Linked DNA regions of Homo sapiens: region 1 is linked to region 2. The links are chromatin loops, found by intact Hi-C in ENCODE. Cell type or tissue: B cell. All regions are shown on one strand. Each heading gives the region's core, and the rest is flanking DNA. Links, peaks and the distances in the headings are about the cores only. Region 1 has its middle 20 kb from the start of GOLM2. Region 2 overlaps CTDSPL2 (CTD small phosphatase like 2).

The links. Hi-C counts contacts between places; a loop is a spot of excess contacts. Peaks named below come from ENCODE experiments on the same cell type or tissue, not always from the same donor. Only the 100,000 strongest peaks of a DNase experiment are listed, where the experiment ranks them.
Region 1: it touches region 2 in a loop (7-fold over the local background); 5 of 110 quality-filtered maps call a loop at or near these places.

What each region holds. Positions count from the first base shown.
Region 1 is chr15:44,260,098-44,276,728 of GRCh38, forward strand. No RefSeq gene overlaps it. Among named protein-coding and RNA genes, the nearest start is that of GOLM2, 20 kb to the right of the region's middle. RefSeq lists a silencer at 1,819-2,024. In B cell, for the core only: no CTCF peak of the experiment used is centred there; no DNase peak of the experiment used is centred there.
Region 2 is chr15:44,493,817-44,510,447 of GRCh38, forward strand. It overlaps CTDSPL2 (CTD small phosphatase like 2), which reads left to right. Exons shown (of 13, transcript NM_016396.3): 6 at 2,564-2,642; 7 at 3,211-3,322; 8 at 5,911-5,997. Among named protein-coding and RNA genes, the nearest start is that of EIF3J-DT, 35 kb to the right of the region's middle. In B cell, for the core only: CTCF peaks have their summits at 8,144 (motif pointing left) and 8,344; a DNase peak (open chromatin) is centred at 8,155; H3K27ac peaks cover 397 bases.

The sequences.
Region 1 (16,631 bases), core at 5,017-10,016, 230 kb before region 2:
AATAAAAATTAGCCAGGTAGGGTGGCATGTACCTGCAGTGCCAGTTACTTGGGAGGCTGATGTGGGAGGCTCAATTCTGCCCAGGAGTTTGAAGCTGTAGTGAGCTGTGATCCTGCTACTGCACTCCAGCCTGGGCAACAGAGCAAGACTCTGTCTCTAAAAAAACAAAACAAAACAAACAAACAAAAACCCACAATTGGATAATACTGTATATCCCCCAGAAAAGCTAAAATTAAACAGACTACAATAATAACTGTTGGCAAGGGTGTGAAGCACTGGGAACTCTCATACACTGCTGGCAGGAGTGATACAACAACAGCTTGACTTTCTCTACTAAGGTGGAAGGTGCATACTCAGTGATCCAGCAATTCCAGCAATTCCACCCTCAGGTATCCAGTACAAAAGTCAACACATATATATCAAGAGACATATATATAAATGTTCATGGAGATGTTATTTGTAATCGTTCCAAACTGGAAATAACCTAAATATGGCATCGACAGTACAATGAATAAATATGAGGCCAGGCACAGTGGCTCATGCCTGTAATCCCAGCACTTTGGGAGGCCGAGGCGGGTGGTTCATGAGGTCAGGAGATGGTGACCATCCTGGCTAACACGGTGAAACCCTGTCTCTACTAAAAATACAAAAACTTAGCCAGGCGTGGTGGCAGGCGCCTGTAGTTCCAGCTACTCAGGAGGCTGAGGCAGGAGAATGGCTTGAACCCAGGAGGCGGAGCTTGCAGTGAGCCGAGATCACACCACTGCACTGGAGCCTGGGCCGACAGAGCGAGACCTCATCTGAAAAAAAAAAAAAAAAAAAAAAAAAAAGAACGAGTAAATACGTAGTGTGATGTGTTCATACAATGGAATGACATACAGCAATGGAAATGAGCAGGCTAAATCTATATGCAACATTATGGATGATTATGGATGAATTTTAGGTACAAATCTATTTACAACATTATGGATTCATTATAGGTGAATCTGAGATACAAAAGAACACATGCACAATTAGTGCCCTTGGACGGAGTTTCCTGATGGATCCCAGTCATCCGGAGTCAGTAGCAGCAGGGGAGCTCTTCACACGGCAATGTGTTGGGCGGGATGCTCCAGCAGGCGGCTCCTCTAGGGTAACTGCCTCTTGGATGAGCAGGTTTAGAGAACTAAGGAATTAGGGCTTCCTTTTTCTGGGGCAGGTAGAGAGGGAGAGAAAATGTGGCGGGGGGCAGGCATCTAAAAAATACTCACCTTAATCATTTTCAGCTCTGAATATTTCAAGGTTTTCTCTTCCTGTTCAGTGTTATTCCATTTGTAGTAAGTTTTAAAAACCAGGCCAGACTAACCTACAGTATTTAAGAGTATGTGTTTACAAAAGTCAAGATAATAGTTACCTTTGGGAGAACAAAGGGGATAGTGATTGAGAGAGGGTTGCTGGTAATGTTTTTATTGAGCTGAGTAATAGCTACATGGATGTTGCTTTGTGGATAATTTGTTGAGCTATACATTTTTGTATTGTGCTCTTTTCTGCCTTGCTGATTTCACAATAAAAAAGGTTTAAAAAAGATCATAATTTTAAAATTCCCATTCAATTTCACTGAAGAAAAAAAAGGTATTCAGTGCCTATGTGTTAGACATGGTAGTCTTTTTCTGAAGCCAAGGGAGAAATGAAATATGAAGATGAATGGTATGATTCCTGTCTTCAATAAGCTTACAATCTGAGAGATAAAGTATTACAAGGTAGAATTCAATAAGCAGCAAATAAAGGCACTGTTGTGTTATTTGCACAACTTGGGTTTAAAACATCACGTTATCAGCTGGGCGCAGTGGCTCATGCCTGTAATCCCAGCACTTTGGGAGGCTGAGGTGGGCGGATCACGAGGTCAGGAGTTCAAGACCAGCCTGGCCAAGATGGTGAAACCCCGTCTCTACTAAAACTACAAAAATTAGCCAGGTGCGGTAGCAGGTTCCTGTAATCCCAGCTACTAGGGAGGCTGAGGCAGGAGAATCACTTGAACTCGGGTGGCAGAGTTTGCAGTGAGCCAAGATCACACTACTGCACTCCAGCCTGGGCAAGACAGAGTGAGACTCTGTCTCAAAAAAAAAAAAAAAAAAAAACACACATTATTTAAAAATTGCATTTAAAAGTTGATGGTCTCAATGGGAAGAATTGAGATATAAGAAAAAATAATAAAGTTCTTTTTTTCAGTAATGGCAGCAATAAAGACGTTTTTGTTATTGTGGCTTAAAAATAACAGATTGGGGGCCAGGCACGGTGGCTCACGCCTATAATCCCAGCACTTTGGGAGGCTGAGGTGGGCGGATCACGAGGTCAGGAGATCGAGACTATCCTGGCTAACACGGTGAAATCCCATCTCTACTAAAAATACAAAATATTAGCCGGGCGTGGTAGCAAGCGCCTGTGGTCCCAGCTACTTGGGACGCTGAGGCAGGAGAGTGGCGTGAACCCAGGAGGCAGAGCTTGCAGTGAGCCGAGATCGCACCACTGCACCCCAGCCTGGGCGACAGAGCGAGACTCCGTCTCAAAAAATAATAATAAAAAAAATAACAGATTGGGGCCAGACACAGTGGGTCATGCCTGTAATCCCAGCACTTTGGGAGGCCGAGGAGGGTGGATCACAAGGTCAGGAGTTCAAGACCAGCCTTGCCAGATGATGAAACCCCATCTCTACTAAAAATATAAAAATTGGCTGGGCATGGTTGCACACACCTGTAATCCCAGCTACTCAGGAAGCTGAGGCAGCAGAATCGCTTGAATCCAGGAGGCGGAGGTTGCAGTCAGCCAAGATTGCACCACTGCACTCCAGTCTGGGAGACAGAGCGAGACTTCATCTCAAATAATAATGATAATAATAATAATAACAGATTGGTTGATCAAAATGAACAAAAACAAGCCTGAACCCTTCTCATGGCCCTTTAACTTCACACTCTGGAGCTTTCCCATTACTGTTATCATTTCTGGCCTTTAAGTTTTCCAAGCGCTTACATTCCAAAAAAATAACTTTTAAAATCTTATTAACATTGACTTTATTTTATTTTGAGATGGAGTCTTGCTCTCTCACCCAGGCTGGAGTGCAGTGGCATGATCTCGGCTAACTGCAATCTCTGCCTCCCAAGTTCAAGTGACTCTCCTGCCTCAGCCTCCCAAGTAGCTGGGATTACAAGAGACTGCCACCATGCCCGGCTAATTTTTTTTTTTTTCGTATTTTTAGTAGATACGGGGTTTCACTATGTTGGCCAGGCTGGTCTCGAACTGCTGACCTTGTGATCCACCTGCCTTGGCCTCCCAAAGTGCTGGGATTACAGTCGTGAGCCACTGCACCTGGCCAACATTGACTTTAATAATATGAAATCCAGACCACATTGTTCTTTATTGCCAAATAATATTCCAGTATATAGATATGCCACATTTTGTTAAATATTCAGTTAGAAAACATTTAATTTGTTTCCACCTTTTGGCTATTACGAATAATGCTGCTATGAATATTCATGTATAAGGAAACCTATTAACTCTGTAGGTGTTGAATAGCAGGGTGAGTCTGTGACCACATGCCTGTGAATATGTGAACATCCTGAACATCACTTGCAGAGCTAAGCAGTCACTGCGAAAATAACGTATTAAGTTTAGGTTAAGAACAACCTTAAGTTGTTCTTTTTCCACAACATAAAGCATATAAATTATATCAGAGGAAAGGAAAGAGCATATCAAATATACTACATTACAAAAACGCTTACCACCTTATAATATTTCTAGTGGAGACGAGAAGATGCTTACCTTTTAGCGCTCCAAATGAGAAAGAAAAAGTTATAATTGGATGTCTTCACTATCAATCTTTTTTTTTTTTTCTGGAGACAGGGTCTGGCTGTGTTGCCCAGGCTGCAGTGCAGCAGCACGATCTCAGCTCACTGCAACCTCTGCCTCCCGGTTCAAGTGATCCTCCCACCTCTGCCACCCGAGTAGGTGAGACTACAGGCACCTGCCACCACGCTCAGCTAAGTTTTTGTATTTTTAATAGATGTTGCCCAGTCTGGTCTCACTCGTGAACTCAAGTAATTCGCCTGCCTCAGACTCCCAAAATGCTGGGATTACCGGTTTGAGCCACCACGCCCAGCCTATCAATCTTCTTGATTAAACGAGAAGAAGGCAGATAACCTGGGGAGCAGGGAGCAGAAATCAGGTCAGGTCTTACTGAGACGGGCAGGGTCAATCTCTGTTTCTGGTTGGAACTTTGACAAAATTCTAGGGGCAAGATTACCAGGAGCAGATGGCTGATAAGCCAGTGCAGGAAATATCCAGTAATTACTGAATGTTACCTTGAGTGAAAAATAAGGAAACTATGTTGAAAAAGCATTCTAATTGATGTCTGCTTCTTGGAGCACTGACATTTTCACTTAGGGAACCTAATAATTAGTTTGCATCCTGGTTTTAACCCCACCACCCCCCCAATTTTTGTCTTAACACTTGCTGACTTTGTAGGCATTATTGTCCCATGGAGCACAATTTGGGAAGTGCTGGTATAGCTACCTCTGTTCTTTTGTTGGGCGGGGAGGGAGGAAAGGCAAGCCGCATCCTGGGAACCTCCCCACTCTGTTATCTCTGTTCCTCATTCCATGAGCAAATTATTTCTCATTGGATCAAAAGTTAGGATCCTCTCTTAGCAGCAATCATTTGAGACTTCATAAAACATTTAAGTACGGAACTTAACAACCTGGCCATTTCCCCATATTTAGGTCTTAGGACAATTCAGCTCATTTCTAACATAGGTCTGTGTCAAAATGACTTATAGTCTTAAAATGAGCAGTCAAACTCTTAAAATTTAAAAACTGGTCTAATTGGCCTGGCGTGGTGGCTCATGTGTATAAAAGTAAATAAATAAATAAAAATTAAAAAACAAACAAACTACCATAACAAACAAAAAACTCCACCCTGGGCTCAAGCGATCCTTCTACCTCTGCCTCCCAAGTAGCTGGGACCACAGGCATACACCACCATGCCCAGCTAATTTTTGTATTTTTAGTAGAGACAGGATTTTGCCATGTTGCCCAGGCTGGTCTCCTGACATCAAGCGATCCTCCTACCTTGGCCTCCCAAAGTCCTGGGATTACAGGTGTGAGCCACCACACCCGGCCAAGAGTGAAGTTAGAAGAGGAATTACTGCTTATTTTTTTCTGCTAGGAAGTTCCACTGAGACTACTAACCAAACTAATATTCCTCTTGGAAAAAGATTGCAAACAATCCACAATCAGGACCAGACATATTACTAGCATATCCAGGAAACTGAGGGTCAGATGCCAATGATCAAGGTACAATAGAAGTCAAATTTCAAGAGAAGACTGCTTCTTAGAAATAACTCATTCCAAATGAAGAAGTAATTAAACACTGCCTTTCACTGTTTGGGCCTCTTGCATCTTGGTCCTGTCCTTTCACCATTGTAGTCATGCTGTTGATAAGTATTGTACTACAGGAACAGTTATAAAATGACCACTAACATAGAATTAGAGAGCAACACAATGAGGGGATCACTAGGAGAAAAGGAATTAATGTTCACAGTTCATCCTTATTTGGTTTCTTCTCTTTATCTGCCTGGGTCTTGCTGTATTTCCTTGGGTTTCAAAACTTTTCCAATCTTATTACCACCATGCCTCTCCATTGCTGAGAGAGAGAGGCATAGAGCCCCAGACTGATTCTGAAAGAGCAAGGAATCACAAAAGCAACACTAATGACATTTGGGGCTAGATAATTCTTTGTTGTGCGGGGGGCGAGTGGGCAACTGTTTTGTACATTGTAGGATGTTTAGCAACATTGCTAGCCTATACCCACTAGATGTCAATAGTATCCAGACATTGCCAAAAGTCCCCTGAGGGGGAAAAGGATCTCCAAGTTAAGAACCACTGTAGCCTGATGCACTGGCACATGCCATAGTCCCAGCTACTCTGGAGGCTCAGGATGGAGGATTGCATAGGTCCAGGAGTTTGAATCCAGCTTGGGCAACATAGTGAGACCCCTGCCTCTTAAAAAAAAAAAGAAAGAAAGAAAGAAAAAGAAAAACTGTAATGGCGATATGAAAAAGTTTTTTTTCTTTCCTTTTCTTTTTTTTTTTTTTTTGAGACAGAGTCTCACTCTGTCGCCCAGGCTGGAGTGCAGTGGTGCTATCTCGGCTCACTGCAAGCTCCGCCTCCCGGGTTCACGCCATTCTCCTGCTTCAGCCTCCCAAGTAGCTGGGACTACAGGTGCCCGCCACCACGCCTGGCTAATTTTTTGTATTTTTAGTAGAGACGGGGTTTCACCGTGTTAGTTAGGATGGTCTCGATCTCCTGACCTCGTGATCCACCCACCTCGGCCTCCCAAAGTGCTGGGAATACAGGCGTGAGCCACCATGCCCAAGCGAAAAAGTTTCTTTTCTTTTCATTCAGCTGAGGGAGAAGATTTATTTAAAATAACATTATCTAAGGAAACTAAGGGAGGAAAAACAAAACACGAAAGCATAGCATTTATAGTTAGTGATGATGATTACACAATATTGTGAATGTACATAATACAACTGAATTGTACACCTAAAAATGGTTAAAATGGTAAACTTCATGTTCTGTGTATTTTACTACAATATTTTCTTTTTTGAGACTGAGTCTCACTCTGTCGCCCAGGCTAGGGTGCAGTGTTACAGTCTTGGCTCACTGCAGCCTCCGCCTCCTGGGTTCAAGCGATTCTCCTGCCTCAGCCTCCCAAGTAGCTGGGATTACAGGTGCACACCACCACACCCAGCTAATTTTTATATTTTTAGTAAAGACAGGGTTTCACCATGTTGGCCAGGCTGGTCTTGAACTCCTGACCTAGTGATCCGCCCACCTTGGCGTCCCAAAGTGCTGGAATTACAGGCGTGAGCCACCGTGCCTGGCCTTTTACTACAATTTTTAAAAAAGCATAGTGGCCAATTGTGGTGGCTTATACCTGTAATCCCAATACTTTGGGAGGCCAAGACAGGAGTATCACTTGAGGCCAAGAGTTCAAAACTAGCCTGGGCAACATATTGAGACCCTATCTCTAAATTTTTTTTTAAAAAAAACATTAACTGGGCATGGTGGTGCACACCTGTAGTCCAACCTAGTTGAGAGGCTGAGGTGGGAGGATCACTTGAGCCCAGGAGATTGAGGCTGCAGTGAGTTGTGATCACACCACTGCACTCCAGCCTGGGTGACAGAGCAAGACCCTGCCTCAAAACAACAACAACAACAAAATAGCACTGCTCATGTCTACAAATTTCTGATTCTAATTTAACCAAACTTTAATGACAGATTAGCATGGGCAGCAGTTTATCATGTACTTAAGTGTGAGGTTATTTGCCTTGCCCCATCATTGTCTAGGGGTCTCTACCTGAGAGACCCTTTCTTAGGACATAAATATTTTAATTTCTGTCTTGTTCCAGGCATGTAAGGCAAATCTCCTAGCCAGATAGGACATTAGGCTGCTTAGTTCACAATTCACCATCTGAAAGGACCATTATAGTCGAAGGGATCTTAGAGATCATCTTGTTTTACCCATAAAAAATGTTGAGGTCAAAACAAGTTGAGCAACTTGCCCAGGTTCATGGAGTTCCTTGAAGGACATGCCAACATCTAGATATCCTGCTTAGAGCTCAGTTTTCAGCCCCCAAGCCACGTGAATGACTGTACGTGGATATATATTTTTATCACAGACTGCCAGTACCTTTTGTAAATTATAGTAACTCTTAGAGAAAAATGGCTAATGGGAAGAAAATTAATGCAGATTAATGTGAGTAAAATTATCTAAATAAGTCATTGAGAAGTGATTGAGGAATAGCAATGCCTGTTCTTAGGATATAAGATATACTAGTTCTACACAATAGAATAGATGTACATTTACATTATTTTAAAACTTATTTGAAAATTGGCTTTCAAAAAACCTTGTTTCAGCCATGACAGACAAATTTCCATTCTCTAAACTTCCACAGCAATGTTTCCTGTTTCTTCATGATGTATCCTCACCTGGATGTGCCTGTCCCCCCTTGTATACCTACGAACACATTCTCTCCTTACTCAAAACTCAGATCAAATGGGCAACCTTCCCTGAACTTCAATCCCCCTGGTACCTCCAAGAAGGAATTAAGTATTTCTTTCTCCACGTTTCCATAGCAACTTACACTTACAGACATTTCTTCTACAGTGGATTTTCACATTGCAAACTAGATACAATCAGATATGTAGGGAACATGAATCACAGGGCCTAGACTGGCTACAGGTTCTATAACATCACTGTGATACAGAACTGCTGCTGCTTGTTGCACTAGGAACATAAGGTTGAATGAGAGGCTGGCAGCTCACTTGGCCTCTTGCTCATGCTTGGTGTTTGCAAACTGGGCTGGGATTTGTTTTGCATTGCATTTCACTTTTCTGTGATCTCTATTATTAAAACAGATAATAAAAGTGATAAGCAGGTATATAAGTGCTGGGTTAACAACAGTAATTTGCAGAGCTAGAAAATAAAGGCCATGACTTGTGCACAAGTCAAGAGTAATAAATTCTTTGAAAAGACTTGCATTGGCCAAGCGTGGTGGCTCACGCCTGTAATTCCAGCACTTTGGGAGGCCGAGGCGGGTGGATCTTGAGGTCAGGAGATCGAGACCATCCTGGCTAACAAGGTGAAACCCCGTCTCTACTAAAAAAAAATACAAAAAAAATTAGCCGGGCGCGGTGGCTGGCGCCTGTAGTCCCAGCTACTCGGGAGGCTGAGGCAGGAGAATGGCGTGAACCCGGGAAGCGGAGCTTGCAGTGAGCCGAGATTGCGCCACTGCAGTCCGCAGTCCGCAGTCCGGCCTGGGCGACAGAGCGAGACTCCGTCTCAAAAAAAAAAAAAAAGAAAAGACTTGCATTGGCCAAGCGTGGTGGCTCACGTCTGTAATCTCAGCACTTTGGGAGGCCAAGGCTGGCGGATCATGAGGTCAGGAGATTGAGACCATCCTGGCAAACACAGTGAAACCCCATCTCTACTAAAAACACACACACACACACACACACACACAAATTAGCCAGGCGTGGTGGCGGGCGCCTGTAATCCCAAGTACTCAGGAGGCTGAGGCAGGAGAATCGCTTGAACTCGGGAAGCGGAGGTTGCGGTGAGCCAAGATCGCGACATTGCACTCCAGCCTGGGTGACAGAGAAAGACTCTGTCTCAAAAAAAAAAAAAAAAAAATAGTAATGAAGTATTGATACATGCTAAAAACATAGATGAAGCTCAAACACATTATGCTAAGTGAAATAATCCAATCACAAAAAACCCCATATAGTATGATACCATTTATATGAAATGTCCAGAACTGGTAAATCCATAGAGTCAAAAAGTAGGCCTAGACCTAGGGGGAGGAAGAATGGAGAGTGACTGCTTATGGATTTCTTTTTGGTATAATGGAAATAATCTGGAATTAGATAGTAGCAATTGTTGCACAGCTCTGTAACTATACTAAAAATCATTGAATTATACACTTTAAATGGGTGAACATTATGGTATGTAAATTACATCTCCAGTGGCCGTGCGTGGTGGCTCACGCCTGTAATCCCAGCACTTTGGGAGGCCGAGGCAGGTGGATCACAAGGTCAGGAGATCAAGACCATCCTGGCTAACACGGTGAAACCCCTGTCTCTACTAAAAATACAAAAAAATTAGCTGGGCGTGGTGGCGGTCGCCTGTAGTCCCAGCTACTCCAGAGGCTGAGGCAGGAGAATGGCTTGAACCCAGGAGGCAGAGCTTGCAGTGGCCGAGATTGCGCCACTGCACTCCAGCCTGGGCGACAGAGTGAGACTGTCTCAAAAAAAAATAAAAATAAAAATAAATAAATAAATAAATAAACTTTTTTTGTAGAGACAGGTCTCTCTGTATTGCCCAGAATGGTCTTGAACTCCTGACCTCAGTGATCCACCTACCTTGACCTCCCAAACTGTTGGGATTACAGGCATAAGCCACTGCACCTGGCCTATACCATCATTTTTATGAGCCTCTGTTCCAGGGAAATGCTGTTTCTATGTATCCATCTAGAAAAACTCTAAGATATGTAAACTACAGTTAAAGGAGTCCTAAGTAAGAGATAGAAGTTGTAAATTCTTTGATAGGGTTTTGGGGGAACACATTTCAATGGATTTAAGTCAGATGGATCAGGTCTTACTACTTTAGCCAAAGTTATAGATAAATAATACTATAGCTAAGACATACACTTTAAAAAGTAATGTTTCAAGTTAGTAAATTCCTAGACTTAATTTGCTCTCACCCAAAAATTATCTTTGAGTGGGAGAGGAAAAGGAGGAAAGACAGTGGAGAGGTATCCTGCTTCAGCTTCGAGAATGCTCAGGAGAGCTGGCCATCAGTCTTGCTAGGATAAGTTCTTCTTGAGGAATAAAAGGCAGGCCCAGATGTGAGGAACATCAGGCATGATGAATGAACCTTTCCAGGCCCATACCTACCATTCTACTACTAGACTAAGGGAATTGTTTGTGTCTTGTTGTAAAGCTAGTTGACTAAACCCCAGTAATCTTGTTTCCTTTTTCTTTGGAATCCATATTTCTGAAGCATCAGTCATCCACCTAATACTTTCTAGAAATAAGAAACAGTCTAGACAGATGCCTGTTCCTTCAAAACGACTTCCCAGAGGGAAGAGGAGGAGGAGAAAGAGAAAGTGTAACAAAAAGTGGGGTGGTGGGGGGAACATGGAGAAAGATCACACTTTGTGAATGGATTATCAAAAATTTTTTTAGTATTTTTTTCTTACATATCCGTCACACATTGGCAGGAGGAGGTAAAAGGCATGACATGTTATTCAGTCAAGAAAATTTATTTCATTATGACAAAGGATAAAGCTAGAGGAGTAAAAATTAGCTTCATGGTTTAAGACTTAAGACAACCACAACCCCAAACAGCTCTTGAATAGAATTTGAGAGTAGAAAAGGTCTGAGGTTGTCAGATGAAGATCTTCAAGGACTTAGTGAAGTAATGTGTAATTTTTCGTTCAACTAGAAAACCTTCTGCCTTATAGAAACGACTTGTAAGCTCATCAGCTCTCCAGAGTTCCTGTTTCAGGGAATGCCCCCAGCACTGATAGAACTGTCCAAGTTAAAAACTGTTTCTGGGATGTTTCTTGGACTCTAATGTTTCTCATATGAATTGTTGCAACAGTCTCTCAACTAGCCTTCCTGCCATCTACAGACTTGCAGGCACAATCACACTTAGCTAGAAAAGTCTTCCTAAATCATAAATATTCCTAAAATCTTTTAGTGGTTTTCTCTTACTCTTGGGTAAAAAGCCAGACTCTTTAATATGAGCTCTCTATGATCTGGCCCCCACTTATCTCTTCACCTCCATTTCTCGCTACTTCTTTCACTTCTACACCGGGGATCTCAAGTGGAGTGTACAAGATCATCCTCTGGGTATAGGATAAAAATATCTGAACTTCTACTTACTGACAATAAGGGACAGAAACCAAAAGAATATCACATGTAGGAGACGAGAGCAAGCCAAGTCAAAGCTCTGTACAAGTGGAAGTTGAGAGGAAGCAAAAACTCTGAAGAAGAAGAGAAAATTGGGGAGACATGGAGATGAGAGGAGAGACAGAAGTGTCAGAAAGAGGCTGGGCGCAGTGGCTCATGCCTATAACCCCAGCACTTTGGGAGGCTGAGGCGGGCAGAACACCTGAAGTCAGGAGTTCATGACCAGCCTGAACAACATGGTGAAACCCCATCTCTACTAAAAATACAAAAATTAGCTGGGCATGGTGGCAGGTGCCTGTAATCCCAGCTACTGGGGAGGCTGAGGCAGGAAAATGGCTTGAAGCCGGGAGGTGGAGGTTGCAGTGAGCTGAGATCACACCACTGCATTCCAGCCTGGACAACAGAGCAAGACTCAGTCAGAAAAAAAAAGAAGTGTCAGAAAGAGTAGTTGGTTTATAGAGCTGTGTCCTGATAGATGGACTTCTGGTTCCAGTTTTGATCTATGGACTGAACATCCTTTAACTTGCCCTCTTGATCCTTGAGGAAATCTGAATGAGTCTTTCCTACATTTTTAAAGTATCTTGCCAGCTGGGCATGGTGGCTTATGCCTATAATCCCAGCATTTTAGGAGGCCGAGGTGGGTGGATCACCTGAGGTCAGGAGTTCGAAACCAGCCTGGCCAACATGGCGAAACCCTATGTCTACTAAAAATACAAAAATTAGCTGGGTGTCGTGGCATGCATCCCAGCTACTCGGGAGGCTGAAGCATGAGAATCGTTTGAACCCAGGAGGTAGAGGTTGCAGTGAGCCAGGATTGCACCACTGCACTCCAGCCTGGGTGACAGACTAAGACTCTCTCTAAAAATAATAATAATAAAATAAAAATAAAGTGTCTTGAGGGATGTCTTTGTTCTGGGCGACCATAAGAAGCTACCTAAAATACTTAGTGATCATCTATAGGAGATTCGTTAAATAAAGTATATAGTACATCGTTCTATGCATTGACCAAAAACGGATATGTAGCAATAAATTTATTACATGGAAAGTTGCCTGCAAGATATTGTTAAGTGAAAAAGCAGGTCACAAAACAATACACATGGTACTTTTGATATGCATTAAAAATGCATTGATGGGCCCAGGAGTGGTGGCTCATGCCTGTAATCCTGTGCTTTGGGAGGCCGAGGAGGGAGGATCACTTGACGCCAGAAGTTCAAGATCAGCCTTGGTAATATAGTGAGACCCCCATCTCTGCAAAAATAAAAATTACCTGGGCATGGTGGCATGCACCTGTGATCTCAGCTACTTGGGAGACTGAGGATGGCTTGAGCCCAGGAGTCCGAAGTTACAGTGAGTTATGGTTGTGCCACTGAACTCCAGCCTGGGTGATAAAGCAAGACTCTATCTCAAAAAAAAAAAAAAAAAAAAAAAAAAGGAAAAAGGAAAAAGTCTGGAAAGCTCTATGCTAGAATGTTAACTGTGGTTTTACTTTGGTGGATGAAACTGTTGGTGATTTTCACTGTTTGTTTTCCCATTCTGACTATCTGATTTTTTTTTTTTTTGCTCTGAGCATGTTCATAAGCATTAAAAAACATTAAATTATTTCCACTTTTAAAAAACACCCCCAAATTCATACATTCATACGAATTCAGACAATTCAACATGAAAAATTCATCTATTTTAGGATTTTCTTTATATGTGATAGAAAGACCAAGGATTAGTCAAATACCACCCAGAGGAAATAAATCATGTTCCTTTATCAAACATGATATATGTCAGCCACAGTGCTAAATGGTGGAAAGATAAGGACATAGTCCTTATCTTTAGGGATCTCACAATCTATAACAAGGTGACATATGTATAAACTAAATAGCAGTAATACACTTATAGTAAGTGTAATACCAAACATGTAAATTAGGTGTAGTAGAGGCACAAAGATGAAATTGTTTTGTAAGAGACATTCAAATAGTATCTTAAAAGACTTAGGAGAATGCAAAGGGAGTGCATTCTAGCAAAGAGAAACAGAGTGTTCCAAGGCATGGAGGCATGAAATAGCACAGTATGTACTGAGTGTGGTCTAGCTACATATCATTTGAAATAACTTACCTGGCTATGGAAATTAACAGATTTGCTTTAAAATATCCGTAGTTTGTTTGTTTGTTTGGTTGGTTTTTTTGAGACAGGGTCTTGCTCTGTCGCCCGGGCTGGAGAGCAGTGGTGTAATCACAACTCACTGCAGCCTTGACCTCCTGGGCTCAAGCGATCCTCCCACCTCAGCCTCCTGAGTACGTGGGACTACGGGCACATGACACCATGCCTGGCTAATTAAAAAAAAAAAATTTTTTTTTCTTTTTTTGAGACAGAGTATTTTGCTCGTCAGCCAGGCTGGAGTGCAACAGTGCAATCTCAGCTCACTGCAACCTCCACCTCCTGGGTTCAAGCAATTCTCCTGCCTCAGCCTCCAGAGTAGCTGGGATTATAGGCGCCTGCCACCACGCCCAGCTAATTTTTTTTTGTATTTTGAGATGGGGTTTCACCATGTTGTTCAGGCTGGTCTTGAACTCCTGACCTCAGGTGATCCACCCGCCTTGGCCTCCCAAAGTTGTTTTTTGTTTTTGTTTTTGTTTTTGAGATGGAGTCTTGTTCTGTCACCAGGCTGGAGTGCAGTTGCGCCATCTCAGCTCACTGCAACCTCTGCCTCCGGGGTTCAAGAGATTCCCCTTCCTCAGTCTCCCAAGTAGCTGGGATTACAGGCACGCACCACTACGCCTGGCTAATTTTTTGTATTTTAGTAGAGATGGTGTTTCACCATGTTGGCCAAGACGGTCTCGATCTCCTGAACTTGTGATCCTCCCGCCTTGGACTCCCAAAGTGCTAGGATTACAGGCATGAGCCACCATGCCCGGCCAAAAAAAAAATTTTTTTTAATAGAGATGGGGTCTCACTGTGTTGCCCAGGCTAGTCTTGAACTCCTGGCCTCAAATGATCCTCCCGCCTCAACCTCCCAAAGTGTTGGCATTACAGGCATGAACCACTGTGCCCAGTTAAATATCAGTAATTTGTTTTATTTTCATTTTTTGAGACATGGTCTCACTCCCATCGCCAAAGCTGGAGTACAGTGGTGTGATCATGGCTCACTGCAGCCTCATCCTCTTGCTCAAATGATCCTCCCACCTCAGCCTCCCAAGTAGCTGGGACCATAGGCATGGGCCACCATGTCCAGCAAATTTTTGTATATTTTGTAGAGATGGGTTTTACTATGTTGCTCAGGCTGGTCTCCTGGGTTCAAGCAATCTGCCTGCTTTGGAGTAATTTTTAATATGGATTTAAAATAATCCCATCAATACTCAGATGCCAAAAGAAAGCATTGTGCACACCAATATGTTAATAAGGATCAGTATTTCAAAGTTACTACATCGTCCTGCTACAAAATATGATGTTTTGCAATCGCTGCCTTCTGTTCTGGCCTTGGATGCAATGGGCTGCTTCTCTGGGATACCGACAAATCAAAACATAGCACCTGAACAGGAGCATGAAGTGAGCTCAATCCTTAATGGTGTTTACTTGATAGATATCAGGAATTGCACTACTGAAAACAACACAAACAGCATGCTGAAACTAACAGATTCAGTGAAAAACTATGTAGGTTAAAAAAGCTTCTACTTAAAGCTCAGACAATGGATACACACGAGGATCTGCTTAAAAAGCAGTAGATGACACATGACCAGCTCTGCTCACAGCTGTGTCTTCTGCCTGAAAGTCAGCACAGGAGGATTTATTGTGATGGCACACTAGCATCTGCAGCAGGTGCTGAGGAATGAAAAAAAAAAAAACTACATAAATAAAGGTTCGGAAAATTACAAGGTGGTCATCTGAAACTAGCCCCACATAAAGTCCCACTGCATCAAATGGGGCCATATTTAATTGGGTCACTCTTCAGAACAATATCTAGCAGAGAAAGCCACCATGAGCTAGAAGATTAGATGAACTGCAGGGCAGAGAACAAAAAATAGGGCAGAAACCTTGGGTTTTCTGCCAAGTGTAGAAAAAATACATTGCAGCAGACTGTGCAGAGGCATGACCATCTTTTCATTGCTTGCCAAAAATCTAAGTATGGTTTTTAAAAATTACAATGGAAATAGAAGCAAATGTTAAGGAACAAGAACCACTATATTTTGAAAAGATAGGTGAGAAGTGATGACTAATCAGTCAAAAAATATTTGAATCCCTACTATGTGCCCATTAATTCACTCAGTACATATCTGCTTAATATCATTAACTGCCAGCAGAGAAAATAAAAGTGAAAAATCTGTGCTTTCCAGAGTTTACAGCTAACTGGAGAGTCAAGTCAAACCAATGTGAAAGACTTGAGTAGCAGTGCAAGGCAGTATTATACTCTGATTATTGCCAAAATGATGCAGACAATAAATGTAGATAATATACGCAATGATGTAGACAATAATTGCAAAATTCAGATGAAAAATATGTGAGCTGAGCTGGAATTTGGAAGAAGCTCTCAGAGGGTGAGGATTTATGCTGGATCTTGAAGAAAGCTTGTATTCTCATCCTATGTCTGCCTTTGACTGGTAGAATAGAATAATTTTTTTTTTTGAGACCGAGTCTTGCTCTGTCACCAGGCTGGAGTGCAGTGGCACAATCTCAGCTCACTGCAACCTCTGCCTCCTGGGTTCAAGCGATTCTCCTGCTTCAGGCTCCTGAGTAGCTGGGACTACAGGCGCGCACCACCATGCCCAGCTAATTTTTGTATTTTTAGTAGAGACAGGGTTTCACCATGTTGGCCAGGATGGTCTCGATATCTTGACCTCCTGATCCACCTGCCTCAGCCTCCCAAAGTGCTGGGATTACAGGCGTGAGCCACCACGCCTGGCCAAATAGAATAATTTTAAATCGCAATACTTCTCTGGATTTTTATCTTCATCTATTAAATAGGAGTTTTAGACTAGGTAATCTCTAAATTCCCTTCCTGTTCTAAAATTCCATAATTCAAGGATATAAAGAAAAAAAGAATGAAATGAATAAGAGAGTATTTTAAAAATGTTTTAGGCTGGGCACGATGGCTCACGCCTGTAAATCCCAATGCTTTGGGAGGCCGAGGCGGGAGGA
Region 2 (16,631 bases), core at 5,565-10,564:
AAAAATATTCTTTCATCTGAGATTAATAGGAACTTGAAATGGTAAAGTTGTTGGAGATTTTTTTTTGTGCTGATTATTGGAAGCATAATGTCAGAGATGAAAAAAAATTCTGCTTTACATCTGATGTCATCCATTGGACATACACACCACGTTGACTCTGTCTCAAAAGGTGTTAATACATGATAATTGCACAAAAGATTAATTTTTGTCTTGAAAGACTATTATCTACCATTTCATTTCTATAGAAAGACTATAGAAATTTTTATTGGGTTCTACTTTAAATTTTTATATCTGAGACGTTACCTATTTGGCTTGTAAGTTACCTTTGTCTTCTTACATTTAAGTTATAATTATTGTCTTGGAAAATTCCCAGCATAATTTCTAAAGCACTATCAAAAGATAAGCTCTTAGCTCAAACTGGGAATGAACTATGGCATGCAATATAGAATTACTTCTTGATCATTTTTAAGTGTTTATAAATTAGAAGTAAAATAGTAAGTCTTCTAAGCAGTGATTTTGATCAGGTACAGTGGCTCACCAGCACTTGAGGAGGCCTAGGAAGGAGGATCTGTTCAGCCCAGGAGTTCAAGACCAGCCTGGGCAGCATAACAAGATACTTTTTTGTCTCCACAAAAAAATTTTTAAAAATAATCCAGGTGTGGTGGTACATCTGTAGTCCCACCTACTTGGGAGGCTGAGGAGGATTGCTGGAGCCCAGGTCGAGTCCACAGTGTTTGCTCCACTGTGCTCCAGCCTGGGCAACAGAGCAGGACCCTGTCTCAAAAAAAAAAAGGTTAAAAGAATAATTTCTGGCTGGATGCAGTGGCTCATGCCTGTAGTCCCTGCACTTTGCGAGGCCGGGTCACCTGATGTGGATCACCTGAGGTCAGGAGTTCGAGACCAGCCTAGCCAACATGATGAAACCCCATCTCTACTAAAAATACAAAAAATTAGCCGGGCGTGGTAGCAGGTGCATATAATCCCAGCCACTCGGGAGGCTGAGGCAGGAGATTTGCTTGAACCGGTGAGGCGGAGGTTACAGTGAGCCCAGATCGCGCCACTGCACTCCAGCCTGGGCAACAGATTGAGACTCCGCCTCAACACAAACAAACAAAGAAAAAAACAGAATGTCTGCATAGAGTAGCATTTCTTAATTTTTTGTTTTTCTTTTTGAGATGGAGTTTTGCTCTTGTTGCCCAGGCTAGAGTGCAATGACACAATCTCGGCTCACTGCAACCTCTGCTTCCCGGGTTCAAGCGATTCTTCTGCCTTAGCCTCCTGAATAGCTGGGATTACAGGCATGTGCCACCATGCCCAGCTAATTTTGTATTTCTATAGAAATGGGGTTTCTCCATGTTTGTCAGGCTGATCTCGAACTCCTGACCTCAGGTGATCCGCCTGCCTTGGCCTCCCAAAGTGCTGGGATTACAGGCGCCCGCCACCACTCCTGGCTGCATTTCTTAATTTTTTAAGATTATAGTCGTGGCCGGGTGCGGTGGCTCACGCCTGGAATTCTAGCACTTTGGGAGGCCGAGGCCGGTGGATCATGAGGTCAGGAGATCGAGAGCATCCTAGCTAACACTGTGAAACCCCGTCTCTACTAAAAATACAATAATTAGCCAGGTGTGGTGGCACATGCCTGTAGTCCCAGCTACTTGGGAGGCAGAGCCTGCAGTGAGCCAAGATCACGCCACTGCACTCCAGCCTGGGTGACAGAGCGAGACTCCGCCTCAAAAAAAAAAAAAAAGAGATCATAGTCTTGAGATTCCTGGGAACATACAGTTTTTTAAAATAAATCTTCAAAGGGCTCATGAACTTTTTAAAGACTGTTCATGGTCCGGGCGCAGTGGCTCACGCCTGTAATCCCAACACTTTGGGAGGTTGAGGTGCACGGATCACCTGGGGTTGGGTGTTTGAGACCAGCCAGACCAACATGGAGAAACCCAGTCTCTACCAAAAATACAAAAATCAGCCAGGTGTGGTGGCACGTGTCTAATCCCAGCTGCTCACAAGGCTGAGGCAGGAGAATCGCTTGAACCTGTGGGGTGGAGGTTGCAGTGAGTTGAGATCATGCCATTTGCACTCTAGCCTGGGCGACAGATCGAGACTCCATCTCAAAAAAAAAACACAAAAAACCTACATTTGGGTCTGTTGTCAGCATACATTTACTGACTGCGTGTATGTACAAGGCATTTTATGAACTATTACCCCTATAAGAGCACCATGAAATTTTTTGGTGATTACATGTAAACACCATACAATTAGAAGATTACATTTTTTGGTGTATATTTTTCTAGTAATAAGTAGTAGATTTTTTCTTAGCTGATAAACATCTTAATTCTAGCCATGATCTGGTTTGCCATTTTTTCTATAGTGGTCATTTTTCCCTTTAGATCTAAAGTTAGATCTGTATGTTAATAAATTGGCTTTTAGGTGTTTACAAGTTATTTCTGTCTTTAAAATACACAAGGCTTTAGGAAGATCTTAGATAGAAGCAGTAAAAATATATATTTCATGAAGCATTAAGTAAAAGCAACATTTTTTCTTTCACTATGTTAAATAGCACCAGTAACTCCAGATAGTGGTTATTCATCAGCCCACGCGGAGGCCACCTATGAAGAAGACTGGGAAGTATTTGACCCGTGAGTTGCTTTTTTCTCTTTTTTTCTTTCCTTTTTGGAGCATGATGAGAGTACGTTATATATGTGGATTGGTGGCTAAATAGTATATTGCCAAGATATGTGACCTGTAGGTATTTGAAACTTTTAATGGGGCTGGGTGCAGTGGCTCATCCCAGCACTTTGAGAGACCCAGGCAGGCAGATTGTTTGAGCCTGGAGTTCAAGACCAACCTGGGCAACGTGGCAAAACCTCGTCCCTATAAAAAATACAGAAATTGGCCGGACACGGTGGCACATGCCTGTAGTCCCAGCTATTAGGGAAGGTGAGGTGGGAGGATCACTTGAGCCCAGGAGGCAGAGGTTACAGTGACCTGTGATAGAGTGAGACTGTCTCAAAAACAAACAAACAAAAACAGCTGTTACTATTTTACAGAGATACTAATTTGTATGTTTTCACTTTTATTAATATGTTTTATAAGTTTTGTTTTCTGGGTTAACTGCTTTATAGATTTTTAAATGGGCTGAGCTTAGTAATGTTCTATATGTATAAAAAGTAAAATGTTGAAATTTTCTTAAAATCTGATTTATAGCTATTATTTCATCAAACATGTCCCGCCACTGACAGAAGAACAACTAAATAGGAAACCTGCTCTTCCGTTGAAAACAAGAAGCACACCGGAATTCTCCCTAGTTTTAGACTTGGTAAGTATATTATCTGTAGAGGTAGAGAGAATAAAGGGGTGAAATTCTTTTTTAGAATCATGCTTATGTTAGCTTTCCCTTTTTTTTGTCAGGATCATGTTTTCCTGAAGGACCAAAAATAATTTGGGTCAACTTAATTAACCATATGCAAGACCATAACCCTTTTCTTATTCTTATTTTTACATATATATTATACCAATACACTTTTTATTAATAGTCTCAAAAGCACAATTTCTTATTTTTTTGAGATGGAGTCTCGCTCTGTCGCCCAGGCTGGAGTGCAGTGGTGCGATCTCAGCTCACTGCAAGCTCCGCCTCCCGGGTTTACACAATTCTCCTGCCTCAGCCTCCCGAGTAGCTGGGACTACAGGCGCCTGCCACCATGCCCGGCTAATTTTTTGTTGTGTATTTTTTGTAGAGACGGGGTTTCACCTTGTTAGCCAAGATGGTCTCGACCTCCTGACCTCATGATCCGCCCGCCTCGGCCTCCCAAAGTGTTGGAATTACAGGCATGAGCCACTGAGCCCGGCCCCAGTATGATATCTTGATGTGATTTAAAAATTTGTATTTTAGGGACTGGGTGTGGTAGCTCATGCCTGTAATCCTAGAACTTTGGGAGGCCGAACTTTTGGCCGATCACTTGAAGCCAGGAGTTTGAGACCAGCCTGACCAACATGGCAAAACCCATTCTCTACTAGAAATTCAAAAATTAGCTGGGCATGGTGATACACACCTGTAATCTCAGCTACTCTGGAGGCTGAGGCACAAGAATCACTAGAACCCAGGAGACGGAGGTTGCAGTGAGCTGAGATCATATCACTGTGCTCCAGCCTGGGCAACAGGGCAAGATTCTGTCTCAGAAAAAAAAATGATATTTTAGGGTACCAGAAAAGCTTTGAAAACAATGATCTCCTATCATTTGCTAACCAAATTTAATATATAGTCACATTTCCCCTCTGCCTCTTGATTTCTTATTAATTTTGCATTTTTAAAATCTGTTTACTTTTTTTAAGGCTAGTAAAGTGAAGCCCTGGGATTGAGGAAGGAACTAATTTCTTGATATTAGTAAAAATGTATCTCATGTCATATTGGAAAATATTTTATTATTAAGCATTTGTTACTGGAACCCTATAATTGGTACCCTATATTTGGAGATGTGGTTTAGCTCTCATAGAAAATTTATCTTAGCCAGGCACAGTGGCTCATGCCTGTAATTCCAGCACTTTGGGAGGCTCCATTCAGCCCAGGAATTTGAGACCAGCCTAGACAACATAGTGAGACCCACGTCTCTACAAAAAATGAATGAGCCTGGTGTTGCAAGCGTGTAGTCCCAGCTACTCGGGAGGCCGAGAGAGGAGGATCCCTTGAGGCCAGGAGTTTGAGGCGGCAGTGAGCTACAATTGTGCCACTGCATTGCAGCCTGGGCAACAAAGTGAGATCTCATTTCAATTTTAAAAGGAAGGAAAGAAAATTTATCTAGGTCAGGCACAGTGGCTCACGCTTGTAATCCCAGCACTTTGGGAGGCCAAGGCGGGCAGATACTTGAGTCCAGGAGTTTGAGACCAGCCTGACCAATATAGTGAAACCCCATCTCCACTAAAAATACAAAAATTAGCCGGGCGTGGTGGTGGGCGCCTGTAATTTCAGCTGCTTGGGAGGCTGAGGCAGGAGAATCACTTGATCCCGGGAAGTGGAGGTTGCAGTGAACCTAGATCATCTGGTGCTGAGTAAAATTACATGAAACGTAATTTGTGAGATACTAAAACATCTACTTAAAGTAAGATGCTTTATAAAAAGTTGGAGGATAAGGAGTTAAATGAACAGAGTATATATTTTTAATAATTAGATTCTACACTTACATTTGCTGATTGTAAAAAAGTAGCATGCATGTGGGTTTAACTGAAAGTTGGCAACTGCAGAACTCAAAGCCTTGCTTCTCAAACTTGAGCATGTGTCAGAATCCGAAGGGCTTCTAAAAACAGACATTGTTGCCAGGCACGGTGGCTCACTTCTGTAATCCCAGCACTTTGGGAGGCCAAGGCATGTTCCTGAGGTCAGGAGTTCGAGACCAGCCTGACCAACATGGTGAAACCCTGTCTCTACTAAAAATACAAAAATTAGCCAGACGTGATTGCTGGCGCCTGTAATCCCAGCTACTCAGGAGGCTGAGGCAGGAGAATCGTTTGAACCCAGGAGGTGGAGGTTGCGGTGAGCTGAGATCGCACCACTGCACTCCAGCCTGAGAGCGAGACTCTGTCTCAAAAAATAAAAATAAAAAAAACACAGAGATTGCTGAGACCCATCCCCTCCCCTGAGTTTCTGATCATCAGAAGTGAGGTTAACATTTGCATTTCTAACTAGTTCTCAAATGATGTTTATTCTGCTTGCTAGTCCAGGAGCTATACCTGAGAACTAGTGACTTTAGAAACTCCTACCCCAAATTGCTGTGCCACATATAGTAATATATTATAAATGTAAAATTCAACATATGAATGGGTGCTTTAGTGTTTTGGTGATTAAGGATAAAAGTATCCTTTGAAGTTTCTTTTACTATCTTGTTTCATTCAATTTCTGTTTTTTATTTTAAGGATGAAACACTAGTGCATTGTAGTCTAAATGAGCTAGAAGATGCAGCACTTACTTTTCCAGTCCTTTTCCAAGATGTCATTTATCAGGTAATTAAAATTTTTTTGATGATTTTTGGCCTGATAGGTAACATTCTGATAAAAAAAACTTTTGTATTTTTTTTGTGTGTATGTGACATTAAATGTGTTTTTCTGTAGAAGTATAATGGATTTCATCAACATTTTAATGATTTATTAACAAAATTAGCATCATGCTAGATATTACATAAAACAACATTAATTTGTTACTCCAAAAATGCTAACTTTCTTACCTTGAGATCTCAGCTAGTTTCATAATCTGTTTGCCAGCAGGTGGAGGCAGGAGCACTGACATCATAGATCCTCAAGAGGAACTTGCCAGGTTAACTCCTGGTGTTTTTGTTTTTGTTTTCCAAAAATCCAATTAATACAAAGAAAACTCATTCCTTGTTGATCATTTTATTTCCTATAGTAGTAATGTGGTCTGTGAAAATTACACTTTAGTACATCTCTTTTATAATTAATCTTAGAATTCCAGGACACTCTTCTAGTTATTGTTTTACTTAGGGCATTTTAGTTTGAGCATTTCTCTCTCATCTGTGCTGATGGACAGGTAACAGTGCAAAATACAAATATCATTAACATTTCACTGTGGATTATGTGTGCTGGCCATAGTTTTTACTTTAAGGTTTTTCCATTATTATAAGATTGAGTTAATAATATAAGTGAATACACTTTGAAAATTGCAAAGTACGTTTCTGTTTTGGAGGTTGTTATTTAACTAGCATTATTTGCATTATATAATAGTTGAAAGATTGGGAATCGAAAAGTTTGTTGTCTGTCAAGAGGGAGCCAGCCTAAAGATTAACTTAGTAAAGTCACAGAGTGCTTGCCATGTGGATGATGAAAATGTGTTTGGTTGTTTATGTGCTCTTAAAGGCAGTTAGAATGTGGTTATAGTTTTCTTGGCAGATAATAGTTGATGTCTCACAGAAACCGTGAAATTTAAGAGTTAAATAGAAGTTTGTGGTTCATGGCTACTTTAACCTACTTTGTCTAGTAATGAGTTGTAAGAGGATTTATTTTAGTTGTCAGTTCTAGTTTTAACCTAGGGTAGGTATTGTAGCTATGGCAATAAATATTTGAATACTGAATTCACTTTTTATGTAAGCTGATTTTAGTCCTGATGTATAATCGGGGGTAAGCAAAATGTACATAAAATTAAAAGATTTAAAGATTTTTCTGTTCCCTTTCAAAACTGATGATTATTTGGTTTAAGGCAAGTATTTTTCTTAAGACCTTTTTTATCAAATTTGTTGTTCTTGTTTAGTGGACTTTAAGGACAGGAGTCCTTGTGGCAGATGTAAATAGTATAGTGATATCTTAGTTTTCTCTTTTAAGCTCGATAACCTTGTTGGGGTTTTTCTTTGTTTTTTGCTTTTGGGTGTTTTTCGTGATTGCATTTGAAAAAAATGGCTTTAAGGCTTTGAATTTGGAAAGGAAAGCTATTAATTGAAAAATATAGATAAACAATGATTTTGAGATGACTTCTTAAGCTTCTAGGTTTGAAATTGAAATTTATTTCTTACAGATGGTTTTTGTTCTGTTTATGTAATTCTTAGTAGTGAATAAGAAACTTAAGTAGGTAAATTTGATTCTTCCCTTTCATGAGCGTTTCTCTTCAGTATGATCATAAAATTGAATTTTTTTCTTACTGCTTCTACCATTTCTGCTTTAACTCTCTTTTTAAAGTTCTTATTATTTCATGTGGATCTGGATAGTTGTCTTATTTTGAATAAAAAGCTTCTAGCAGCATATATGACTAATTAAAATACTGTATGTATGTACTGCATCTACCTCTGTGGAATTCAGACAACTCTTTTTCTTATGTATTCTGAGTTACACTTTCTGAAACTGAAAAATAAATGATCTAGCCTAAATGAGAGCACAGAGCAGGTAGTTTGAACCTTATAAGCTATAGAGATGATTGCACTTTAATACGATTTAGTTACCATATCACAGACAGAGTTTAGTTACTTTTTAGTAAATTTTTGAGGATATCCGTAGTTAATATTGGGTACATTCCCTTGGATTTCTTATTTTGGCATAGCCATTCTGTCTTTTAAAAAATAAATGAAGAAATCTTTGGGTTAGGGTTCCCCCAGTTTTCAGACCAGCAAGCTCCCTTTAAACAGGGAATGATGTCTTTTAAACTTTCAGTGGTGTTGTCTCCATCTACTGGCAAAGAAGAAATATACACAAGGGTCTGAGATGATCTAAGAGATATTGGAGAAACCACATTATTAGGTAAGATGTAACTTAAATCTTTAACCACTGTACTATGATGTGGCCCACTTAAAGGTAGAAATCTGTAAAGTACTGCATATACTCTTATTTTTTAAAAAATTTATTGAGGTGAAATTTACATGACAAAATTAACCATTTTTAAATGAACAGTTCCATAGCGTGTATCTGTATTATTCTTGAATGTTAGTTTTATAGCATTTACATATATATGTATATATATTTTATATGTAAAGATCAAATTTTTCATCTGAAAGCCAGATGGAGTGTCCTCTTGGGACTTATTTTACGTTTTTTTTCTTTCTGTGGTATATTTGTTATGGTTGACCTATAACTAATTTTAACTCTACATGTTATTTCTGTTTCATTTCAAAATAATTTAATTGTATTATATATGTTTTAATAATTGTCTATATCAGGGGTTGGCAACCTTTTTCTATAAAGGGCCAGTTGTAAATATTTTAGGTTTTGTGGTCCCTGTCATGACTGCTTTTTGTGCTATTGCAGCATGAAAGTAGCCATGGACAATACATAAATGAAAAAGCATGACTGTGTCCCAGTACAACGTTATATACAAAAATCAGTGGCAGGCTGCATTTGGCCACCATAGTTTGCTGATTCCTGGTCTAATAATTATGAGAGTATATACAGTAAATTTACATATTCAAATTGTAAGTAGAAGTAAGTAATCAAATGTTCATCAAAATTCTTGTAAATGTATGTAGAAAATTTAAATTAGATCCACAGTAATCTGGTTGTGGGCCTTTAAAGTTTTTTTAAAATCAAAGTTTGAGGGAACTTTGAGGTGGCCACTACTCACATTTAAAGATTGCCTGACTTAATGATACGTACTCTTCTTTTGGTTGATATGTAGGAATAAACTTGGTTAATGCAAGTCTTAGAATTTGTAAGCAGGTAGATTATTGTAAATTAGTACCTTGAGGTGTAATTTGAATTTCATTTCTCTAGGGGATTAAAAAAAAACCTGAAAGATCTATCTCAAATTAAAATTTGATGTATGTTACTACTGACACTATGTGGACTAGACAGAGTATAGTTTGTATATGGATAAAAAGTCATTTGAAAGAACCGACTTGTTAAACGTGAGGAAATGGCACTCATATAGGCAAAATTACAGGCTTTTTGTTTGAATGGGTCTATTTTTCTTAAATTGGTTTTTTTTTTACATTGTTTTATAATCAGTTATTAAGAAAACATGTATTCATAAAATGGTACAAATGCATTTGATATCTGGAAAAACAAGTGCATGATCACTTTTATTGCACATGTTTAATCTTTATATTTAGCCTATATTGGCACTTTGTCAGGAAATCCATCTCGTGGTGTTACTCAGTTAAGAGGTCTCCACTGTATTTAGTTTCTGTTCCTGCAGATCCACCAATTCAAGACTCTAGGTCATCTCACTCCCTCTTCCATCCCGAAGATGACTTCTATCCACAAGCAGGAGTGAATCAAAAGACATTTTTCACTTAGCTCTTGAGCTGAACCACCTCCTCAATGACCTTCCTCTGTCTCCATCAAGAACTGGAGCTCAGTTTTTTGAAGATGTAATAGAACTACTCAGCCCAAATGTGGCTGATTGAAGACAAAAAGAAGATACCTCATATGTTTCACCACAGTGCAGCCAAACGTAACTGTGTTGTCCAACTCCTCATTCTGTAAAGCTTGGCAGGGGCATCTGATTTTTGACTCTGTTCACCAATAAGACTTTAGCCAGTCAGTGGCTTTCTGAAGATCAGTAAAATCAACAAACTTTGGGTCAGCTGTCCAGAAATCAGATTGTGGTAAGCACTCAAGGACAGATAGGATCCCTGTAGGGAGCTACTTGTAAAAGATGCTTTGTTTTATTAGTAGAGGTTGCTTTTATGGGAAAAGTTGGGGGAAGAGGTGGATGGGGAAGGCCACGGTTAGCAAAGCTTACCCGCGTCCCCATTCTTTCAGTTTTCTTGGGAATCTTACAGCTTAGGATAATTTTCATATCACAGAACAAGAGAAGTAGAACCAGGTGCAGTGGCTCACGCCTGTAATCCCAGCACTTTGGGAGGCGGAGATGGGCAGATCACCTGAGGCCAGGAGTTCAGGACCACCCTGGCCAACATGGCAAAACCCTATCTCCACAAAAAAATAAAAAAAATTAGCCGGGCGTGGTGGCAGGTGCCTGTAATCCCAGCTACTCAGGAGGCTGAGGCAGGAAAATCACTTGAACCCAGGAGGCGGAGGTTGCAGTGAGCCAAGATTGCGCCACTGCACTCCAGCCTGGGCGACAAAGCGAGTCTCCATCTCAAAAAAGAAAAGAAAGAACAAGAGAAGTAGAGGGTCAGTTGCTTCTGTCTCCTCTTTACAGTCTTTTCTAGAAAAGTCAGCTTTATTTTTGCTTCATGAAGGAAAGAAACCAATCATTTAAATTTATAATTTTGTAGTAAATACCTAATTTTTTTCTCAAGTTCTGGCTTAAATTGATACTAACCAACATGCACATTGTTCTTGAGATTCATCTACAAAAGTAGCCTAAAAAAAACTTTTGAGGCCGGGGCAGTGGCTTGCTTGTAATCCCTGCACTGGGAGGCTGAGGTGAGAGGAATGCTTGAGCCTGGGAGTTTGAGACCGGCCTGGGCAAGATAGTGTGAGATCCTGTCCCTTCCAAAAAAAAAAAATTAGCCGGGCATGGTGGGGAGCACCTATAGTCCCAGCTACTCGATAGGCTGAGGCAGGAGGATTGCTTGAGCCAGGAGGCTGAGAAATCAGACAACCATTTCAGGGTCATAGTTGCATAGTATAGAGGATAAAACTAATATTTTAGCTTGTAGGGAACAATAATTCAATAATTAATTGTAGATGAATATTAAAAATACTACTTTAGAATAATTTTAAAGTCACTTTCCCATCCTTATTAGTATGTTTAGTTATTGGTACTAATTTTTTCATCATAATTATTCATTATTAATTGGCTAAAAAAAGGAAAAGATACAAATGAAACCAATAGTTCTCTATTTCTCAAAAATATGGAAAAATATATTTTATGGGGATTCTTTGTCTAAAATGTATCTTTCAAAATTAGGAGCAATTCATTAAAATAAAATAGAGGCCAGGTGTGGTGGCTCATGCCTGTAATGATAGCACTTTGGGAGCCCTAGGTGGGTGGATGGCTTGAGCTCAGGAGTTCAAGACCAGCCTGGGCAATGTAGTGAGACCTTGTCTCCACAAAAAATGCAAAAATAGGTGGCACACACCTCTAGTCCCAGCTACTTGGGAAGCTGAGGTGGGAAGATCACCGGAACCCCGAGAGCTTCAGGCCCTAGTGAGCTGTGATCACGCCACTGCACTCCACCCTGGGTGACAGAGAGCCAGTCTCAAAAAGAAAAAAAAGAAGGAGAAAAAACATACGGGCCAGCCATGGTGGCTCACACCTCTAATCCCAGCACTTTGGGAGGCTGAGGCAGGTGGATCACCTGAGGTCAGAGAGTTCGAGACCAGCCTAAACAACATGGTGAAACCCTGTCTCTACTAAAAAAAAGAAATTAGCTGGGCGTGGTGGCAGGTGCCTGTAATCTCAGCTACTCGGGAGGCTGAGACGGGAGAATTGCTTGAACCCGGGAGGGAGAGGTTGCAGTGAGCCGAAATCGCACCATTGCACTCTAGGCTGGGCAACAGAGCGAGACTCTGTCTCCCAAAAAAAAAAAAAAAGAAAAGAAAAGAAAACATACTATGTGGAAAGTTCTTATTTAATGGCTATAAATTTAGAAGGTGTGACAGTTGATTACATTAAATTGGAGGCTTCATTTCCTTTGAAGTTTAGAGTTTGAGTTTAAAGGTAACATTTTTGTTTTACTAAAATGGCCATTGTTTTGACTAAACTTTTATTAATGTAAATACATCAAGTTTTTTAACATATGCAAATATATGTACATACAATATAATGGCCAATTTTTCCCTGATGAAAATTATGCTTCATTGGTAACTTTTTTTTTTTTTTTTTTTTTTGAGACAGAGTCTCAATCTGTTGCCCAGGCTGGAGTGCAATGGCGCTATCTTGGCTCACCACAATCTCTGCCTCCCAGGTTCAAGAAATTCTCCTGCCTCAGCCTCCCGAATAACTAGGATTATAGGCACGTGCTACTGAGGCCGGCTAATTTTTGTATTTTTAGTAGAGATGGGGTTTTACCCTGTTGGCCAGGCTGGTCTTGAACTCCTCACCTCAAGTGATCTGCCCACCTCGGCCTCCCAAAATGCTGGGATTACCGGCATGAGGCATGAGCCACCATGCCCAGCCCCATTGGTAACTTTTAATATAAATCATATAAATCACCTATATGAATACATTAAGCTTCATTTTATCCTACTTTGACTTTTTTTTTTTTTTTTTTTTTGGAGGCATGGTGTCGCTGTGTCACCCAGACTGGAGTGCATTGACACAATCTCTGCTCACTATAGCCTCTATCTTCCAGGCTCAAACCGTCTTCTCACCTCAGCCTCCCAAACAGTAGCTGGGACTACAGGAATGTGCCACCATGCCCTTTTTTGTATGTTTTGTAGAGACGGGGTTTCTCTGTGTTGCCCAGGCTGGTCTCAAACTCCTGGGCTCAAGCAATCCACCCAGTTCAGACTCCCAAAGTGCTGAGATTACAGATGTGAGCCACCGTGCCCTGCCTGTACTCTTTAAAAAATTTCTTTTCAGGTTGATTTCTGTTTGAGTAAGGTTTTGCAGGAACTTTTTTTTTGAGACAGAGTCTCGCTCTGTCGCCCAGGCTGGAATGCAGTGGCACAATCTTGGCTCACTGCCAGCTCCGCCTCCCAGGTTCACGCCATTCTCCTGCCTCAGCCTCCCGAGTAGCTGGGACTACAGGCGCCTGCCACTACACCCGGCTAATTTTTTTGTATTTTTAGTAGAGACAGGGTTTCACCGTGTAAGCCAGGACGGTCTCAATCTCCTGACCTCGTGATCCGCCCACCTCGGCCTCCCAAAGTGCTGAGATTACAGGCGTGAGCCACCGCGCCTGGCTTTTTTTGTTTGTTTTTTGTTTTTTTTTTTAAATAAGACTGAGTCTCGCTACTCTGTCGCCCAGGCTAGAGTATGGTGGCACCATCTCAGCTCACTGCAACCTCCACCTCCTGGGTTCAAGCGATTCTCCTGCCTCAGCCTTCTGAGTAGCTGGGATTACAGGCATGGGCCACCATGCCGAGCTAATTTTTGTATTTTTAGTAGAGATGGGGTTTCACCATGTTGGCCAGGCTGGTCATGAACTCCTGTCCTCAACTATCTGCCCACCTCGGCCTCCCAAAGTGCTGGGATTGTAGGCGTGAGCCACTGCACCCAGCCGCAGGAGCTTTTAATTTAGGGATTTTTTGTTGTTTTGTTTTTATTTTTATTGGTTTTAGTGTTTACCTATTCATCCCAAATTTATCCACCTACAAATACTACCCCCAGCATCTGTCTACCTCTTATTGGAATTTTCATGAAGCAAAAGATTACTACTGTAACATCACTCAGTGGGTTATGAAATTGAGACCACTCTAGGGCCTACCTGAATAACCCTCTTTCTTTGGAGAAGGTTTGGGTTTTATCTTTAAGTTCTGGTATTGATGCTAAGAACATGTGAACTAAATTAAACAGTTTACTGAAACAGTTTGTTATCTCCCTCTTCCAAAAGTATAGATTTTGGCTGTAGGGCTTTCTCTTTGGAATTGAGGTTGCCCAGTTCTGCCCAATAGAATCATACTCACTCCAGCTCTTCTTGTGACTGATTACTTTTAAACAATGAGATAGATAATAATAGCTAATAGCTATTGGCACTTTGAATGTACCAGACACTGTTCTAGGTACTTTACGTGTATTAACTTATTTAATCTTCACAACCACCTTATGATGTAGATATTGTTGTTATATCCTGTATTTTATAGATAGGGAAACTGAGGTATACAGAAGAGTTAAAAAATTGGTACAGCCACTTGTACACTTGTGGTATCTACTGATGGTAAGATAAGATTTTTTCAGTTAATTGTAGCATCTCATTCTTTTTTTTTCTTTTTTTTTTTGGAGACAGGGTTTCATTCTGCCACCCAGGCTAGAGTACAGTGACATGATCACATCTCACTGCAGCCTCAACCTCCTGGGTTCAAGCAATTCTCCTGCCTCAGCCCCCTGAGTAGCCGGGACTACGGGCGAGTGCCACCACGCCTGGCTAATTTTTGTATTTTTTTGTAGAGACAGGGTTTCGCCATGTTGCCCAGGCTAGTCTCAAAACTCCTGGGCTCCAGTGATCCTTTCACCTCGGCCTCCCAAAATGCCCTAGCATTTTAGGATTATAGACATTGAGCCACCACACCTGGCTGCATCTCATTCTTTATGTTCCCCAACTTTGTTTATTTTCTACTGTTTTAATTCTTCTTGCTTAATTAAATAAGAAATAGCACCTACCAGTCATCTTTTTGATTAAAAGAAAACAGATGTCATACTCTAAAGTGGATGATTCCTTGGATTCATCATTTTTTAAAACCTATTGCCACAATGTAGCAATAGGTTGGAAGGATGTCATGGAAAAAGTTTCAAAGATGTTTCTTTTTGAAAGTTATGGTCTGCCGGGCGCTGTGGCTAGCCCCTGTAATCCCAGCACTTTGGGAGGCTGAGGCGGGTGGATCACGAGGTCAGGAGTTCAAGACCAGCCTGGCCGAGATGGTGAAACCCTGTGTCTACTAAAAATACAAAAAACTTAGGCATGGTGGCGGAGCCCTGTCAGCTGAGCTATTCGGGAGGCTGAGGCAGAGAATTGCTTGAACCCGGGAGGTGGAGGTTGTAGTGAGCTGAAATCGCACCACTGCACTCCAGCCTGGGTGACAGAGTGAGACTCCATCTCAAAAAATAAAAAAAGAAAGTTATGGTCATATTATCTGGGCCTAAAAATCATTTAGAAATGTTTTTCCTAAAAAGACTCACATGTAATTTTTGGGGGGGTCATACTGTTAAAATTATCTATGATATTAGATTAAGGTTTGATAAACTAGTAGAAATTACTAAGTATATAACTTGAAATTATATAATTCGATGTGAGTTTTAATTTAGACTTTACCACATAATATGTAGAATCAGTTTATAAGTGGATTATCATTTTAATGACTGCCTTTTTTATTTTTATTTTTTTTATTTTTTAATTTTTTTGAGACACAGTCTTGCTTGATCACCCAGGCTGGAGTGCAGTGGTGTGATCTCAGCTCAGTGCAACCTCCACCTTCGCTGTTCCAGTGATTCTCCTGCTTCAGCCTTTCAAGTAGCTGGGACTACAGGCGTGCACCACCACCATGCCCAGCTAATTTTTTGCATTTTTAGTAGAGACGGGGTTTCCACCATGTTGGCCAGGCTGGTCTTGAACTCCTGACTTCAGGTGATCCGCCCGCCTTGGCCTCTCAAAGTGCTGGGATTACAGGCGTGACCTACCACGCCCAGCCAATGACTACTTTTTTAAAAATCCAGCTATGTTAACTATTAATAGCCTTTCAGTACTATCTATATACAATTTTTATCTTAACACACAAAAAAATAGACCATCAAGTATTATTCATATCAAGTAGTAGTAGTGTAGTGGGTTTTTTGAAATTATATATATGGCTGGGTGCGGTGGCTCATGCCTATAATCCCAGGACTTTGGGAGGCCAAGGCAGGCAGATCACTTGCCTTGCTGACATGTCAAAACCCCGTCTCTACTAAAAATACAAAAATTAGCCGGTTGTGGTGGCATGCGCCTATAGCCCCAGCTACTTGGGAGGCTGAGGCAGGAGAATCGCTTAAACCTGGGAGACGGAGGTTGCAGTGAGCTGAGACCACACCATTGCACTCCAGCCTGGGCAACAGGGCGAGACTCCATTTAAAAATATATATATATATATTCATTTTCTGTGTAAAATTTAAATTTTGGTAAAATCAGTTCACAACACCTTTTTTTTTTTGAGACGGAGTCTCACTCTGTTGCCCAGACTGGAGTGCAGTAGCGCATCTTGGCTCACTGCAACCTCTGTCTCCTGGGTTCAAGCAATTCTCCGGTCTCAGCCTCCCCAGTAGCTGGGACTACAGGTGCATGCCACCACGTCCAGCTAATTTTTGTATATTTAGTAGTATATTTAGTAGAGACAGGGTTTCAACATGTTAGTCTGGCTGGTCTCAAACTCCTGACCTCAGGCGATCCACTCGTCTTGGCCTCCCAAAGTGCTGGGATTACAGGCGTGAGCCACCATGCCTGGCACCACAACACTCTTTTACAGATATTCTGATAGATTTTCATTTTAAAAGTTTTGCATAATGAACATGTTCATAAATCTGTATCTTCAAGTAGTAGTCAATCTTGAATAGTTTTTTAAATATAATTATTTCTTATTATGGCTTTAGGCATTAT